2 separate regions of the Homo sapiens genome follow, and region 1 is linked to region 2. A link is a loop called in an ENCODE intact Hi-C map of the cell type or tissue named here. Cell type or tissue: psoas muscle. All regions are shown on one strand. Each heading gives the region's core, and the rest is flanking DNA. Links, peaks and the distances in the headings are about the cores only.

Region 1 (9,812 bases), core at 831-8,830, 61 kb before region 2:
CTGTGTCTCAGTTTCCTTGTGATATAATAGGGATAACAACAGTAACCTACTTGGTAGGTACTATTAGGTACCCTTGTAAGATGGTTATAAGGATTAAATGAACCAATATATTTTAAATACTTAGAACAGGGTCTAGTACACAGTAAATGTTTGCTAGGGTATACTTAACTTTTTCAATACAATCAATGAGATAATACTCCTAAATGAGCATATAAACAATGTTCTAACCAAAAGATAATTATGTGGGCTGGGTGCGGTGGCTCATGCCTGTAATCCCAGCACTTTGAGAGGCTGAGGTGGGCCGATCACCTGAGGTCAGGGGTTTGAGACCAGCCTGGCCAACATGGCGAAACCCCGTCTCTACTAAAAATACGAAAATCAGCCGGACGTGGTGGCACATGCCTGTAATCCCAGCTACTTGGGAGGCTGAGGCAGGAGAATTGCTTGAACCCAGGAGACAGAGGTTGCAGTGAGCTGAGATTGTGCTACTGCACTCCAGCCTGGGTGACAGAGCAAGACTACGTTTCAAAAATAGCAATAATAATAATTTTGTTTGGTATATAGTATTACATAATTAGGATTAAAATTTCTCTTAAAATTATTATTAAGCACAAAGATACAAATACTGAAAATGTTAGGAAAACCCATTCTTTCACTACAGCTTAACCAATGAAAGTAGCTAAAAGGATTCAACAGCTAGTTAGTCTTACCCATTTCAAGTCTTTTCACATCACTGACTTTAGCAAAGATACAAAGTCCTATAAAAGAAGACACAAAACAGAAAAATTACATACTGAAACACCTACTTCACTTAATTTTAGAAGGTGCAGCCACTAGAAGTGACATTTGTTTGTGTTCTTAGTGGAGAAAAATCTAAGGTGGTAAAGAGTTGACTTGATGGGAAAAGAGTAAAAACTAAAACTAGCTTGAGGTACTTCCAAACATTTCTGCAACCTGTACTACATTAAACAGCAATTACAGACTACGCACAGAATCACAGAATATTAAAGCAAGAAGCAAATTGGGAGCGCCAACCCTTAAGAGACTGAGTGGTTTGCATAAAGTCATAATGTTAGCAACTACACCGAAATTATAACCTAGAAATTCTTCCCAATCCATTGTTCTATTACCTCATGCTAAATCACTTCATAAACAAGTGACAGACTTTGTGATGGTCCTATTAAGACTTTTCTTCCATGTCTTACTCAGTAGCCTGATACTCTAATGACAATCAAGAACTACTCTGGAGTAATACAAAGTACTTCCCCCAACATCATCAATCAAACTGCTACAAACCAAAGCCCCTTTGCCTATATAAAAATTACTGTCTCCTCTGATGTATCCACTTTTTCCACAAAATAAAGATGTTAAAAACCAAACTGCTGGCCGGGTGCAGTGGCTCACGCCTGTAATCCCAACACTTTGGGAGGCCGAGGAGGGCAGATCACTTGGCCAAGGAGGTCAAGACTTGGAGGCCAGCCTGGCCAACATGGTGAAAACCCATCTCTACTAAAAATACAACAATTAGCCAGGTGTGGTGATACGTGCCTGTAATCCCAGCTATTCAGGAGGCTGAGACAGAAGAATTGCTTGAACCCAGGAAGCAGAGGTTGCAGTAAGCCGAGATCATGCCACTGCACTCCAGCCTGGGCGACAGAGCAAGACTCTGTCTCAAAAAAAAAAAAAAAAAAAAAAACCAAACACAAAAACACAACCAAACTGCTTGGAACTAGGTTAATAAACATATCCTCGGCACATATGGTCTTGGTAGATTTCCAAGAGGAGGAGGCTACTAGGGATGGTAATAGTCACACCTATATATATTTATAATCTTATAACCATATTTTTAAAAAATATTAAGCACTTCATCAACCACATAGCAATACTAGGGCTTCAATGTATTCATGAGGCTGGATGATGATAATAGGCATTCTTTGTGGTCACAATAATGAAAGTCACACAAAGGAAGGCAGCTTAAAGTTTTCTTGGCGTACGAGACCACGCCACTGGCCACTGCACTCCAGCCTGGGCGACAGGGCGAGACTCCGTCTCAAAAAAAAAAAAAAAAAAAAGTTTTCTTGGCATAGCTATAGACTAAGCAGAGTAATTATCTGATTACCTAGTCTTGCCAGGAAGGATCCCTAAAGAATTTAAGCCTTAGATTTATGCTTCAAATATATTTCCAAATGCTCAACTTAAAAGGCTTCTTTACTAAAAATTCTTCAGGTTATTCTTTCCCCTTCTTTCTTCTTTAATAGAGTAGACTCCCTTGGGTTCCAGATTAAGGGGGAAAAAATCTTATCAACTAATATATTAGCAACACTTTTTTGACATTTTAAAGTTGCTTCATAATTGTCATTACTAGCCTTTTTAAAATTATTATTAAGAAGAATGCCAACTTAAAAGCTTGGTGCCCAACAGAATAATCCCATGTCAATTTCCTTGCATTTTGTTGGGATAGATGTGAAGAGAAAAGGAAGCTAGAAATTCAAAGAATTTTACCGATTATATCCAGAGAGGTTAAGTGACTTCCCTGAAATCACACAGATGGGGCAAAAAGAAGACAAGAATCCATGTATCCTGACTCCAGGGCAAATGCACATTTCAAACATTATACAACTTCAAATCCTTTAACACAACCTCAAAGATTAATACACACTGGCAATTTAAAAGTAATCCCTCACTAACCCTGGGGAATCCACACTGATTTATAATTTTAAATAATTAAAACCCCACATTTATATTTTACTACAAATACATCCAGCTACTTCAGTGTGCTTATGGTACATTCTTTTAGCCACTTGCAGTTACATTGGGAGAAGGAATATTTTACCCCAAGATTCTCCATGAAAATGTTGGATCTGGAACCTCTGATGCCACCAAATTCAAGCAACTGTAAAAATGTTTTCTTTTTAAAAAAAATGATTCTAATAATTCATTTCCTAGTATACACTGGTCATGTAATTTACTGAAAGAACATAAGCTGTTACAGACATTCAGATGAAGTCAGGTTAGTAGTGGAACACAAGATAATGGGAAACCTGAAAGAACAAAAAAGATCACAGTCTTGACAACTGCGGTGAAACACTTATAACCTTACATATATGCAAAAAGGGGATTATGAAAGACAATGTCTAGGGCTGCAAGGAAGTTACTAGAAAATATATATTGAGGCTGGGCACGGTGGCTCACACCTGTAATCCCAGAACTTTGGGAGGCCGAGGTGGGCAGATCACGAGGTCAGCAGTTCAAGACCGGCCTGGCTAACATGGTGAAACCCTGTCTCTACGAAAAATACAAAAATTAGCCAGGTATGGTGGCAGGCACCCATAATCCCAGCTACTCGGGAGGCTGAGGCAGGAGAATCGCTTGAACCCGGGAGGCGGAGGTTGCAGTGAGACAAGACCAAGCCATTGCACTCCAGCCTGGGTGACAGAGCGAGACTCTGTCTAAAAAAAGAAGAAAAAAATATATATAGAGAGAGAGAGAGAGAGAGACGGGGGGGGGGGGGGGGGCGGAGGGAGGGAGAGAGAGAGAGAGAGAGACGCAATGTTAGCTTTATCCAGGACCAAGATGTGGTTAGAACAATTTATGATATAAGAAGGGTGTGAAAGCAACCATGTGAAATCACCCTTTTCCAAGTTCTGAAAAACAATTATGTGTACAATAGTTTGTACTATATCGTCATGTGTTTGAGGTTCTTTCCTTCTATTTTTACATGTAATCTCTCCCAATCACTCTAACACCTTAAATACCTTAACACTCTAACGCCGTAAACCCTAAGTGTTCAAATTCTTTCATACACATTCATTTACTGTGCACCGACTACGTGCATTAAGAAAGGGTCCCTGCCACTGAGCAGCTCACTGTCCAGTAGGGAAAGCCAGATCCATAAACAGGTACCGCAAGACAGTAGAGCTGGTACAACTGATAGAAGATGTAGAAGTTGGGAAGAAAAGGACAAGAGTTCCAAAGCCGCAATGCAAGTCAACAACTGCATTCCCTTAGCCAGAAGTAGCAGAACCTGTTTTTGTACCCATCCACTCCCTCTAGACAACTCATTAGATGAGTGACATGAAGACCATCTTTGCAGTTGGGATAATTAATTGAAGTCAGTTAAAAATGAATAAGCCTTCCTAAAAGGGACTAGAGAGGAAAAATAAAGGGTGGTAGAGTGTAAACTGGAAGTAGGTTAAGGGATCATGCTTATAGAGATGCTTAAAGTTGCGCTTTAACTGTAATTTCAAAGTCAGGGTAATCTGTATTTCAACATGAGTCCTTAACACAAATTATTTTTATGAAGAATAAAGATTTAGGAGATGATGAGATCTAATACATCCAGAATAACCAATTATAACAAAGACCCTCAGTCAAATAGTTGGTAGTAGATAAAAGGCTTTATATGAATATTACAAGAATCACCACCACTCCAAATATAATAAGTGTACCAAATATGAAGTAAAATGACTTTAACAAGGCTGACTTGAAAGTGATAAAGAAGCAAGTTACTGCTAACAAGATAGTGGAAATACTGCACAGGCACCGATAAACAGAAATCACCAAGCTCAAGGAAAGAGAAACGAGGCATAGATCCAGAGATCACGTTAGGGTACACCAAGAAAGAGACGGTTCAAGGGAATTACCAGGAGGCGATGAGCCAGGTAAGCAAATTGTGGCAGTTAAGGGGATTTTCATAACCTGAGCAGGAGGGTCCAGACGTTTCTTTCTGATGGTGGCACTAGCGATATCACATCTCAGGGAGATACCACAGAGTAGGAGAGTTGGAGAAATGTTTACGTGAGACGCAGAAGTAGTCAAGAAATATCACTCGGGTCTCAAGGAAGGCGGGAGATGAAGCCGGTACCACAGAAAGCCGAGCTTCCCGGTGAAAACAGCTCTCCCCAGAGAAGACCCAGCTCTGGCGGGAAAGCCCCGGAATCGCAACCGGCCTTTCCCCAAGTACGGCTGGGCGCTGGGATGGGGCCTGCTGTAACGGCAGGGAGACGGTCTCTCCGCGGCCCAGGAGAGAGAGACCAGAAGGAACGGCCTCAGGTAGCCTAACGGCCACCGGCGGCCACAGCGCGGCCACCGGACAGCAGGGGGGAGGGGAGGTGGTCCCAGGGGGCGGGGCAGAGGAAAAGGCGCCGGCCCCACAGTGCTCCCCGCTTCCGCCCAGTCCAGCCCGGGCCGGCTGACCGGGTCCGACACAGTCTCCTGGACCAGGCTCCCTCCATCCTCACCCCTCCCCCAGCTTCCCGCCGCCACTCACCGAACCGGAACCGGCTGCCATGCGAAGGGGTTTCCGGCCGGGCGCGGAACGCAAAACCCGGGAACCGCCGCGAACCGGAACCGCCTTCACAGCACCGGAAGAGTCGCTAGGTGGCTGAAGAGGAGGGGGCTGGGGCAGGAGGTCAAAGAACAGAGTTAAGGACCAGTGGGGCGCCTGCGCGGTGTGGCGAGGCCCGAGAAGCGAAGGGAGCATTTAAGACTAGTCGTAATTTCTCAGTACCCTTTTCAGTCTGGGCTTTTTCGCTTTCTCGTACTCGGAATACTGTTAGTGAGCCCTTCGTCCTATGCTTTTCTCTGTTCCCTCTGCTCCCTTACCCGCCGCCTTCTGGTTCCGCCCGGCGAGTTTTGCTTGCTTGCGTTCCAGTTTCCATGGCAGCTTTTCGCGGTGGCCCTAAATCTGCGGAAACCTGTGGCTTCCCCCGACAGATAGGGACCTGAGATCTAAATCGATCTCAGGCTATCTCGTGTTTTATTGAGAATCACAGAACGTTAGTGCTTGTAGAGGTTATTGGAGATACTTTAGTCTTACCAGGTTCAGAGAAGTGAAGTGATTTCCCAAAGGTTTTAAGTGCACGGCCCATCTAGGACTAGGAAACAAGTTTCTTAACTTGCAATCCTGTACTCTGCACCACCTCATACTTGATTGACCATTCAGCAAGCAAACAAACAAACAAACAAGCAACTTGAGGACGGATTAGGCTAGACTCTGGCAAGATGTAGAACCTTCCAGAACTCTGGAGGAATTTGAAACAGGCAGAGCTGTGAGGAAAGCTTTTGGGAGCCCACTAGAGATCTGCTTTTCTGGGTAGAGATAGAGAAGGACCCAGGAATCACCTGTGACCTTTGAAGGGCTTTGTTGTTCCTGGGACACATTGATTAACCTGGAATCTGCCATACTTTCTAAGAGAACATAATGGGAAGAAATATGTTTGTTCATTCAGGCTTTTTGTCAAGCACCTCAGCTTGGCAGGCCTCTGGACCCAGGCCCTGTAGAAGTCTTAGAGAAATGCCCCCTTAATAGGTCCTTTACACCCAGATCACAGCCACAGGCACAGTCTGAGCTCAGACTTAAAGAAGGGCAGTTTCTGGAGGCCCCCAGCCTTTCTGATACTCTCAGCAGCTTGCTGAGTTCAGGGTTTCCTCCCCTGTCAAATACATCAAAGTAGATTATTTGTATTGCCTCATGTGCTGATACTTTTATATTATATTGTCAAGTCCTAAGGCCAAGTAGTCATGAGTGTAGCTGGTCCATGTCAGTCACTGACATCTTATTTCACAGCTCTGTTCGTTTGGATTAAACTCTGTCTCTATTTCTAGGAGGCAGCCATGCATAAAGACGAGTTTCATCTGAAATTTTTCATGTGTGTGATTCAGTCTCGCCAGTTAGTCAGGACTCCTCAGAGAACAGGTACCCTTGTCTCCTGATCATACTCCAGTGACAGAGAATGGGTTCTCTCACAAGAAGTCTAAATACAGGATGTGAGGCTTTCTAGTGTAAATACGGATTTTAGGGGTCAACTGACCTTGTTTATCACATTCTCACTTTGATAAAATATTGATCACTGAGTCGTGTATTTTCCAGGTAAGATTTTGACCTGGTTTGTTGTGATAGATGCCAGGCAGATAAGGAGGACTTGAGAGTTGAGGGGGGAACAAAATTTATCCCATGAGCTTGTCATTATTGTGTTGTTATGTGAATTACTTCGACCAGTCTGGGCTCATCTGTGGGAATCTTTATTGTCATTATAACTGACACTCCAAAACTATCAGATAAATCAAGCCCTAAGGAAAAATGGCCTTCTCATCCACCCCACCTCAAAGTATCTAGTTATATGTTCTGCTTTCCCCCATGTATGTCAAGGGAATAGAATCTTTTTGAGGTACATCGCGTCTCTAATTTTTCACTGGATTTTTGGAAAGAAAGCCCTGGACAGCTCAGAGTCATAGGGAAAATGAAAGGGAGTAAGGAACACTCCCTTCCCAGAATCCCACCTTGAGGGTGACCTAAAGCTATTGTTTCTCAGCTGGGGAAGCTTCTACTTCCAGCATGCTCATACCAAAGCCACCACCAAAGACAGACATCTTGAAGAGTCTAGATACTATGGATGATCCAGACACCGTGGGAAGCATACCTGTTTTCAAAACTGGTGAGGCATGTGGGTCAACAGTGAGAAATGTTCAAAGGAATATGGGAAAGTGAAAGTTGTATGCATAGTATTATAAATCAGCGTAGACCTACTAAAGCTGAAATATAAGACCCAAGGGGGAAAGTCTGTGTGTGTGTGAAACAGAGAGAGAGAGAAAGAGAGAGAGAAAGAGAAAGAGGGATGGGGAGGGAAAGGAAGAAGGGAGAGAGGTGGGGATGGATCATCTGGGAAATTGTAGGGAAACAGACACATCTCTATGCAGAATAACTTAATTTGGTCAATATTAAATCAATTGGCTCATAACTGTAAACTACTAATCTGGTTTATCCTATTGTCAGCATCCTTGATATATAAATATGTGAAACTTAAGAAAGTTGACTAAATGAGTTATTATTTTACAAAATGATTCTAAATATTGTAAAAAATTTTCATCTTAGGAAACCATTTAATAATAGATTTCTCATGTATTTTTAAATGTTCAATTCACAGGCAATTTATATGAAGCTTCAGAAACACATCTATGTATTTCGTCTTAACTTAAATACATCTATATTGGAGTCAATTCACTGGAAACCTTTATTGAGTTCCCGCTATTTGCCCAATAATATACTGGAAATGATAGATTATAAAACATATGTATAAGGCATATCCTTGCCATTGCCCCAATAGCTTACACTTTGGAAATGCCTTAGCGATTATTTACCCCAACTCTCTTATATTTTCAGAAGGAACTCAGGACTAAAAGGTTTTCCTCAGAAAGTTGATAATTTCATTAAAGTAACAACTCCTAGCACTTATGAAATATATATCAGTATTTAGCCATATTTTTGAGCACTCACTATTTGAAATCATTGGGCTAGACTCTGTAGGAAATGAGAAAATGAAATAGACACTTTCCCTGTTCCCTAGGAGCTTATGATTAAGGACGGGAGATAATATGGAACAATGTGTAAGTTAAGAACTTAATAATTTTGGTTCAAAATGTTGAATTGGTTCAAAATAAGATGCCATAGAAATGTAGGGTTCAAAATAACTTTGGTTCAAAATAAGATGCCATAGAGATGTAGGGAAGAGAACAGCCAGCTGACTGCTCAGAGCCAGCTTTTCTTTTCCTTCCTTCCTTCCTTCCTCCCTCCCTCCCTTCCTTCTTTCTTCCTTCCTTTCTTTTTCTTTTCTTTCCTTTTTTCTTTTCTTCCTTTTGCAACTGTTTGTGGTCTACATCCCTTTAATCAGACTTCCTTTGCCCCTGCATAGAAAGCAGCAAGAAATAAACCCAGCTGATGGTTTTTTCCTATTGTTTATTGAATTTGTACAGATTATTTCTTATTTGCCCTCATCTTTCCTGCTTTTTTCATTCTCCTTTTGCTCTGGTGTACCTAAAACTCACCTCAGACTCCCTTTGCTCTGATGACTCATTTGGACCTGCTTCTGTGGTTTGAACTCAGCATTGTCTCATGGACAAAATTCTGATGTTCAACTTCTGCCTTTAAATCCTGGGGTCTGTGTGGCTCAGTTAAGTGGCCACTCTTAACCCTTTCAGCTTTCCTACTAGAGAAAGGAAATCTAATATTTTCCCAGCACCAATAAGGCCTCCATTCCTCCTCTTCTGCCTACCTCCCTGCTTCCTTCCTCATCCTTTCCTCTTCCCTTCCTCCTTCCCTCCTACTCTTCCTCCTTCTTTGACTTCCTTCCAAGAGAATGTGTTGAGCACATACTATGTCAAGTACTGTACTTGGCACTGGGAATAAAGTAGTAAACAAAACAGGTACATTGTCTGCTCTCATGAAGTTTATAGTCTTGTGGGACTAAGACAGTAATCACACAATCACACACATGGTTATATAACTAGAATGGTGTTAGTGCAATGAAGGAAAATAACTCCATGTAATCAGAGGATAAAACAGGGGGTGTAATATGGCCTGAGAAGTCAGAAAAACCTTTCTCAGGAAGACCTGAGGGATGAGTATGCATTAGCCAGGCAAAGAGAGAAGAGCTTTCCAGAAAAGGGGACAATAGGCTGTGAAACGGGAAAGAGCAGAATGGGCCAATGTGACTTGATGATGGGAGGAATAGCGGGAGAGTGAACTGTACAGGTGGTGTAAGAGCCAGATTGTGCAGTGCCTTCTAGGTCTTATGGACACTTTTGAGCTCTGGGAAATCACTGAAGAATGATAGGATCATATTGCGTTTTAAAACATCTTTCTGGCTCCTGGGTGGAGGATGGATTGGAGAGGTACGAGGGTAGTTATCTGCTCTAATGAGATGGATGCCACTGCCTTGCTCCATTTCTCACCTCTAGGCAATGCATCACTATAGGGCACCAGTGAAATGGTGAGGAACTCATGTCGTCAAACAACAGAGATGAGCACAGAGCTA
Region 2 (8,861 bases), core at 1-8,000:
TTTTTTGTTTTTTGAGACAAAGTCTGGCTCTGTTGCCAGGCTAGAGTGCAGTGGCACGATCTCAGCTCACTGCAAACTTCGCTTCCCAGGTTCAAGTGATTCCCCTGCCTAAGCCTCCTGAGTAGCTGGGATTACAGGCAGGCACCACCATGACTGCCTAATTTTTGTACTTTTAGTAGAGAAGAGGTTTCACCATGTTGGCCAGGATGGTCTCAATCTCTTGACCTCATGATCCGCCCACCTTGGCCTCCTAAAGTGCTGGGATTACAGGCGTGAGCCACCATGGCCGGCCGAGACTTTTTGGTTTAAAGTGACTGTTACTTAAAGGATTGCCAATTATCAAAGAGTGACCAAAAAGTCAGGGGATCTTCCCAATTTTCTATTCAGGAGCAGGAGATTATTATCCTCCAATAAAAAATGTTTGTTTGTTTTTTTGAGATGGAGTCTGGCTCTGTCGTCTAGGCTGGAGTGCAGTGGTACCATCTTGGCTCACTGCAACCTCTGCCTCTCAGGTTCAAGCAATTCTCGAGCCTCTGCCTCCTGAGAAGCTGGGATTACAGGTGCCTGCCACCATGCCCAGCTAATTTTTTGTATTTTTAGTAGAGACAGGGTTTCACCATGTTGGCCAGGCTGGTCTTGAACTCTTGACCTCAAGTGATCCATGCCTTGGCCTCCCAAAGCGCTAAGGTTACAGGCATGAGCCACCATGCCCGGCAAGAAAAAAAATATTTTTAAAGTGGAAAAAGACAAAAAATAAACTTGTATTTTGATCACAGCCCATGTATCTTGCATTCACTATTCAGATTCCATCTCTGCATATTTTAGTTGGTTATTTCTGTTCTTGATGTTTTGATTACAAGTGATTCCATGAATTTTGTGTTTTAGTGTGCTGTGTCTCCCATAAGACTTTTAGGCCACTGTTTTTTTTCTTCCCTTCCCTCCTGATTCCAGTTCCGCTCTCAAGAAGTGCTCATTAGATGATGTTGATCAACAGTATGACGAATGTTCCTATTTTCAGACCTTGGCATAAACTTGATCTGGAAATTTGATAATGATGTTTTGCCTGTAATGATTGCTGCTATCACTGTTCAGCAGTATTAGTATCCAGACTCTGCGGGTACGGGGTATCCCAGTTTACAGACCTGGGTGTCTTGCCCTTTGAGTCTTGCCAGTACTGAATGGCCACAGGCTTTTGAGCAACTCCTAATTGGAGTAAAAAACCTTTATTCACTTGGCTGGCTCCATACCCTTTCCTGATTTTGAGTGGATCTTTCAGAGTGACAGTGTGCTGGGGGAGAGGAATTCTGCATTGCAAGCTTCTAAGTGGTAACATGAAGCATTTCACAACAGCTTTTAAAATCTCTGGCCAGAAATTATCAAATACTCCCCTGTCTTAAAGGCCCCATCCTTCTCTATCAGGGGTTGCCTGGCTAATGTTGATGGCAACGTTTCCCTGACACCCTTCCTAGAAAAAAGCAAGTTAAGTAAAAAGGGACCCCTTTCAAATAAGTTCTCCATCAACAAAGAAAAAGAAACAAACCAAAAGGGAGTTTGAGATACCCTAAGAGTGAAGGAAAGAGAGGGAATCAGTCAATGTTTACAAAATAGGGTAAAAAAATAAGATCCAAGTGTCAGACTAGTTGGCTAGTTGGGAAAAAATAGCTTTCTTTCAATAATGGAATATTTTACTTTACTTTGAATTTGTTCAATTTTTAGGACTATCACTTATAGCACATTCCTCATATTTAGAAATAATGTAATATTATGCAAACTTCATAAAGACCAAGATTCCAGTTCTGATAGTAGCTCTAGTTACTTTACTTGTAAAAGTAAGTACTTTTATAAGTAAAAGTAAAATTACTTACTAAAGTAAGTAATACTTTACCTGAGTCTCAGTTGTACAATGGGATGAGAGTATTAACACCTACTCCAAAAGTTAATTTCATAAAACCTAGACCACATTTGTGAAAAGTGGTTTTGTAAACTACATAAATGTTGACATGTCATCTTTATATGATTTTATATTTGTTCAAGGAGGTTACCAAATATCTCATCCTCCCAGTTACATTGTGGCGCCTTTAAAAGAGCAGAGATTTAGATTTCTATACTCATCTCTTTTGTCATTGCACAGTTCTAAACACACAATAGTTATTTAATAAATACAATGGAATTGAACTAAAATGAACAGATCTCCCAAAAATGGGAATAGTGGAGTGCCTCTATGTCCTAGTCCCTGACGTAGAAAAATTGAAAAGGAAGCTTTGGAACTAGAGCAAAGAAAAAGAAAGTTCAGAGGAAACATAATGTAAGTCTCATGAAACCTTTCATATGCTTAAACCTTGTACTAGAGAAAGTAATTCAGCAAAGAAAAGAACAGTATTAATGTGCAGCAGGGATACTCTCCCAAGACATGCCATCAGGATTAAACAAGGACTTCTTTCAGAAACTGCTCAGAGGCAGACATGCGCTCAATAGCCAAACTCTACTCTTTTTTTTTTTTCCTTTTAACTTTCCCCAGGGCTTGGGAAATTTTATGAATTATCTATTTTTTAAAAATTGGCTTTTAATCAATATTTTGTTATTATTTTTGGTCATATAGTCTACCAATATTTTCCACTATCAGAGCAATTATAAAACATTTTCAGTCTTCATAGAGAAAAATTGCCTGAAGGATTTTGAAAAAAAAAGTACAGTAAAAATACAAATAACAATTTTAATGATAATACTGAAATTATATATATATATGATACTATTTTTCCAAGAATGTAGGCATTTATAGCTAAATTACCTAGCAAATCAAGACTGAAGGGGACAAACTGGTAGGAGAGTTAATGTCGTCCAGGGGAGGGAAATTACAGAGGAAATGACTACTTGCTTGGTACAATTGGGTGGTCCAGATTAATCTGGAGAGTTCTATGAGCAAGACAAAGAGAAAAGAAAGGAAAAGAAAAAAGATCTGGTTCTCTGAATCCATTTGAGAAGCAAATTACAATCAATGTCAGAATTTTCTGCTCACCTGGGTCTATGCTATTTCTAATGGGAGTGTGTCTCCCCCTGGAGGGCAAGTAGAGCATTTGCTCCTTCTTGCTTCTTGCCCAAAGTTGAATGATTCGTTCTTGGTTCATTCATTGAGTCTTTGATTATATCATTAATTGGTTGATTGATTAATTCACCCATTAATTCAACAAATACTTATTAAGTTCTGTCACTGTGCTGTTTGTTGTGATAGACACTAAAGATCCAGCCAGCTAAGATCAAGAGAAATATGGTCCTGATCACTAGGAAAATTACAGTTTGATGTGAGAAACAAATATTAGATAGTCACCTGTATGCCTAAATAGTCACAATAGTGATGACTTCTGTAAAGGAAAAGTGCAATGGACTGACTATTTATGTCATCTCAAAGTTCATATGTTGAAATCCTAACCACCCCCCAAGGTGACAGTATTAAGAGGTGGGGCCTTCATGAAGGAGGTTATTAGGTCATAGGAGCACAGTCCTCGTGATGAGACTAGTGCCCTTCTAAAAGAGGGAACTTTGCCCCTTCCACCATATGAGGACACAGTGAGAAAGTTCTATCTATGAGCAAGTGGGGCCTCACCAGACACCAACATCTGGGATTTCTTGGACTTCCCAGCCTCCAGAGCTGTGAGAAATAAATTTCTGTTGTTTACAAGACACCCAGTTTACAGTACTTTTGTTATAGTGCCCAAATAAACAAAGAGAAATAGTAGAGAGGGTAATAGGATGATTCAGTAGAGGACCTAATTCAGGCTGGGAGGTCAAGAAAAGCTTCCCTGAGCATAGACCTGGAAGATGGGTGGAAACAACCAGGTCAAAGGTGTGGAGGTGTGGGGAGGGGGCCTCCCAGCCAATGGAGCAGGGTCAGGGTATTCAAAGACCCTAAGGAGGAAAGAGCTTAGGAACCTGGAAGACAAGGAAGAGGCCAGAATGAGAAGACAAGAAGCTGGAAAGGTAGGGAGGCTCCAGATCAGGTGCGGTCTTGGGGGACATGTTAAGGATTCTGAACTGTATCCCAAAAGAACAAGAAGCCTATCAACAGGTTTTATTCAAGTGACATGACCACATGTGTGTTTTTAAAGGACCACTTTGACTTTTTAAAGAAGAATGGATTATAGTGGAGCCAAGGCAAGGATTAAAATAGAGAAAACAGCAGCCTAAGTGATCTGGACAAAAAGTCAAGCAGGCTTAGATTTGAGTGGTGGCCATAGAAAGGGAGAGAAGGGGGTGAATTTGAAATATTTTAGTGTTAGGACTGATAGAACTTGGTGATTGGTTACAAGTTGGAGAAGGGTATTGTGGTCAAGAATGACTCCTAGGCTGGGCGCAGTGGCTCACACCTGTAATCCCACCACATTGTGAGGCCCAGGTGGGTGGATCATTTGAGGTCAGGAGTTCGAGACCAGCCTGGCCAACATGGTGAAACTCTGCCTCTACTGAAAATACAAAAATTAGCCGGGCGTGGTGATGAGTGCCTGTAATCCCAGCTACTCAGGAGGCTGAGGCAGGAGAATCGCTTGTACCCAGGAGGCGGAGGTTGTAGTGAGCTGAGATGGTGCCACTGCACTTCAGCCTGGGCAACAGAGAGAGAGAGACTCTGTGTATATATCTTTCTTTCTTTTTTTTTTTTTTTGAGATGGAGTCTTGCTCTGCTGCCCAGGCTAGAGTGCAGTGGCGCCATCTCAGTTCACTGCAAACTCCGCCTCCCAGGTTCAAGTGATTCTCCTGCCTCTGTCTCCCTAGTAGCTGGGATTACAGGGGCATGCCACCTCGCCCAGCTAATATTTGTATTTTTAGTAGAGACAGGGTTTTGCCATGTTGGCCAGGCTGGTCTCAAACTCCTGACCTCAGGTGATCTATCCACCTCAGCCTCCCAAAGTGCTAGGATTACAGGCATGAGCCACCATGCCTGGCCTATATATATATCTCTTTCTAAAAGTGTCCAAGATGGTTTAAAATGATATTCTTTGAAGACCCCTTATCCCAATTCAAAAATTTTTAATGACATAAATATAGCATTGAAACCAAAACCTAATAAAGATTATACAAAAGAGATAATTACAAACCAATATCATTTATGAATATCATAGGCAGAAATGCTTAAAAAAATTAGCAAATTGAATTAGACAGCACAGTATGTCATGACAAAGTAGAAACTGTTTTGGGAAGGTAAAGATGGTCCAATGTTAGGAAATTCATTAATATAATTAATATAATTATATCTAAGAAGGAAAGTCCTGTAATTATCTTCCTAGGTGCTGAAAAAGCATTTGAAAAAATTAAAGTTGAATTTCCTATAAAAGTAAGTTACAAAAGAAGAATGGGAGATAATTTTCTTAACATCATACAGCATCTTGTTTATCATCATCTTACTATTTTCATAGGAAAACACTGGAGGCATTCCTGTTAATGTCTGAAACAAGACAAGGATACCCACCATTACTGTAACATTAACACGATGTTGGAGGTATTTGCCAATGCATTTTTACAAAAGAAACCTATTGGATGTGTGAAAACTGTTGATGATATAGGTATACCTAGATAACAAAAGCAAATCAATGAATAAACTACACAAACAAAAAGATGAATCTATATGGTAGCAGAATATAAAAGCTATATACAGAAGTCAACAGGCTTCACACGTAAGATACAAGGATGAACCAGTTAGAAAATAATATGGAATCAAGAGCCAATTGGTAATAGTGACCACAATTACAAAACTCCTAGGTATAAAGGTAAAAGAAATATGTAAAGCCTATGAGGAAAACTATTAATATAATAGCTTCAGAGACATAAAACAGACCTGAAAAAAATGAAAGACATTCTAAGTGAATTTGTAAATTTAACATTATTCCAATAAAAAAGCCAAGGGTTTTTTTGTTTCACTTTGTTTTTTAGTTATACAAATTGATTCTTAAGTTCATATGGAAGAAATAACAAGAATATCCAAGAAAGTCCTGAAAAGAAGAGCAATGAGGAGGGGCCAGTCTTATCGGACATTTAAGATATTACAAAACCTTCATAATCAAACTAGTATAAAATTGGTGCATATAGACAGACACACTAATGGAACATAGTAGAAAGTCTAGGCATCAATCTAAGTACATATAAAAATTTAATGTATGTTAGACATTATAAAACAATGTGAAAAATGGACTTTAAAAATATATGCTGTTGAGACAACTGGGTACCATGTGGAAGAAGGTAACATTGGATCCATAGCTTATACTGCACATCCAAGAAAAACTCCACGTGGCTTCGTTAGCTAAACATGACTACATGGAAACTCTTCAAGTCTAGAAGAAGGCACGTGTAGATTTCTGTGTAAACTACCCATGCATCCCTGGGAATAGCGGGCAAAGCATTCCTATGTCTCAAAACCCAGAATCAATAAAAGACTAGTCAATTCTATTACATATATATGTATATATATATGTTATTTTACCTTTATTTCCTTCACTTTAAGCCAATCATGAAATTTCACAGTGATTTTTGGGGTGGAGGGGGTGGGCGGCGGTGTTAAGAATCATCGGGGCTGTGGCTCAATTGGCCCGCGGAGGTGCAGGCAGAGTGGGCAGGCCCTCACTGGAGCAGCCGGAGGAGCACGGTCTGCCCCGCCAGCAGGTAGATCATGCTCCGAGAGCATGAGAGCTGTTACGCGATGTCCTCCGCAGCTTCCAGCTTGGGCAACTCAGGCCGTCTCCTGCAGTGGCCAGTGAGTTGGCAATCAGCTCGGCTGCTTTGGAGTCGCCCTCAGCAGAGATGATGGCTGCCTTTTTCTGCTGCTCAGCCGTTTCCACCACAGATCTGGCCCTCTCTGCTTCCTGCTGAGCCACCTGTTTGGCTTATAACGCTTCTGTGAATTCCTTCCCGAAGGTCAGATGTGTCAAGGACACGTCGTCCAGGATGAGCCCTAAGGTGGCTGCTCGCTCCGTAAGGTCGTTGTTCACCTGCCTGGAGACCAACTCTCTCTGGGTGATTACTTCTCCAGCATCGAAGCTAGCCACCACTGACTTGAGGACCTTGGTCGTGGTGGACGTCAGCACACGCTCATCATAGTCGTCTCCGATGCTGAAGATGCGAGGAAGCTGGCTAACGATGGGCCGGAAGATGATGCGCAGTGTGATGTTGACATTCTGTAAATCTTTGCTACCAGTGATGACTGGTACATTACGAGGTGGAGAATGGCAGTCAAAGATAATTGGTTTCTGTACCCATGGGATGAGAAAGTGAGTCCCTTCCCCCACCACAATGTCCTGTACTCCACGGAATCGGTCAAAGATGACAGCTCTGCCGCCCAGCATACACATTATATAAGGCGGAGTTCACCACGCCTCCTGCAACAGCAAAGGCCGGGCCAAACTTGCCGATGGACTCAAACACTTTGGCTGCCATGTTTTCTTCTGCTGGACCCTCTCACACCTGCTTCCACTCTGATCTACACATGAATTCCCCAGCCACCCAATTCTATTATATATTGTTTTTTTAAAAATGTATAGCCCAAATACCATAAGCAAAGCCAAAGACAAATGAGTCACTGGACAAAACAATCGCAATTTTTACAACAGAATAAAAAGTAATCTCCCTAATTTACAGGAGCTCTGAGAAATAAAAAGACACAGATCCAGTAGAAAAATGAGCACAAGACATGAACAGATAGAAACAATTCATGCAAGTGGCCCTTAAAATAGTAAAACATGCACAACTCACTGAAAAAAGAAAGGCAAATTACATTACATTGAAACAGCATTTCTTATTATGTTGGCAAAAATTCAAAAGTTTGAGAGTACACTTTGTTGCTAAAACTCTAGGGAAAAGAGACACAGTGATATGCTACTGGTAGAAGTATAGAGTGATATAGTCCTTAAGGAAGGGAATTTAGTACAATCTAGCAAAATTACAAATGGATTAATCTGTCCTTTAACCCAGCAATGATATTTTTGGGGACTCTACACTAAAAGTACTTCTGTACAAATTTGAAATAATATATACACGGCCTGGTGCGGTGGCTCACCCTTGTAATCCCAGCACTTCAGGAGGCCAAGGCGGGTGGATCACGAGGTCAGGAGATCGGGACCACGGTGAAACCCCATCTCTACTAAAAATACAAAAAATTAGCTGGGCGTGGTGGCAGGCGCCTTTAAGTCCCAGCTACTCGGAGAGGCCGAGGCAGGAGAATGGCGTGAACCCGGGAGGAGGAGCTTGCAGTGAGCCGAGATCGCGCCACTGCACTCCAGCCTGGGTGACAGAGCGAGACTCCATCTCAAAAAAAAAAAAAAAAAAAAAAAGAAATAATATATACACAAGGCTAGTATTCATTGTGGTATTTTGAATGACACAAGTCTAGAAAATCCCCAAATATCCATCAATAGGGGAGCAGTTGAGTGGTTAAATAAACTGTAGTATATAGTGGAGTACTATGAACCCATAAACATGAGGAATATATGTATGTGTTGCTCTAGAATGATAGCCACAATATTTTATGAGAAGCTACTTTCGTGCAAAATGAAGCATTGGAAAGACAAAAGCAATAAAAGACTAGTAAATATAAAAGTAATAAAAATGGTTATCTACACAAGAGTAGGGAAGGAAATGGATGGAAATGGGAGAGGCCAGCACGATGGCTCACGCCTGTAATCACAGCACTTTGGGAGGCTGAGGTGGGTGGATCACCTGAAGTCAGGAGTTCAAGACCAGCCTGGCCAACATGGTGAAATCCCATTTTTACTAAAAATACAAAATTAGCCGAACATGTTGTTGCATGCCTGTAATCCCAGCTACTTGGGAGGCTGAGGCGGGAGAATCACTTGAACCTGGGAGGCAGAGGTTGCAGTGAGCTG

The links. Peaks named below come from ENCODE experiments on the same cell type or tissue, not always from the same donor. Only the 100,000 strongest peaks of a DNase experiment are listed, where the experiment ranks them.
Region 1: a loop joins it to region 2, with 2.5 times the contacts of the local background. A loop is called at or near these places in 74 of 110 quality-filtered maps.

The regions. Positions count from the first base shown.
Region 1 is chr12:48,100,759-48,110,570 of GRCh38, forward strand. It overlaps SENP1 (SUMO specific peptidase 1), which reads right to left and starts at 5,321. Exons shown (of 18, transcript NM_001267594.2): 1 at 5,270-5,321; 2 at 711-758. The coding sequence starts at 714. It also overlaps a transcript of PFKM not described here. RefSeq lists enhancers at 4,318-5,193, 4,699-4,908, 5,194-6,067 and a silencer at 5,049-5,188. In psoas muscle, for the core only: no CTCF peak of the experiment used is centred there; a DNase peak (open chromatin) is centred at 5,313; H3K4me3 peaks cover 2,791 bases; H3K27ac peaks cover 2,576 bases.
Region 2 is chr12:48,162,244-48,171,104 of GRCh38, forward strand. It overlaps the pseudogene PHB1P18. Among named protein-coding and RNA genes, the nearest start is that of ASB8, 9.2 kb to the left of the region's middle. RefSeq lists silencers at 2,823-3,117, 2,883-3,177. In psoas muscle, for the core only: a CTCF peak has its summit at 3,049 (motif pointing left); no DNase peak of the experiment used is centred there; H3K4me3 peaks cover 2,326 bases; H3K27ac peaks cover 3,082 bases.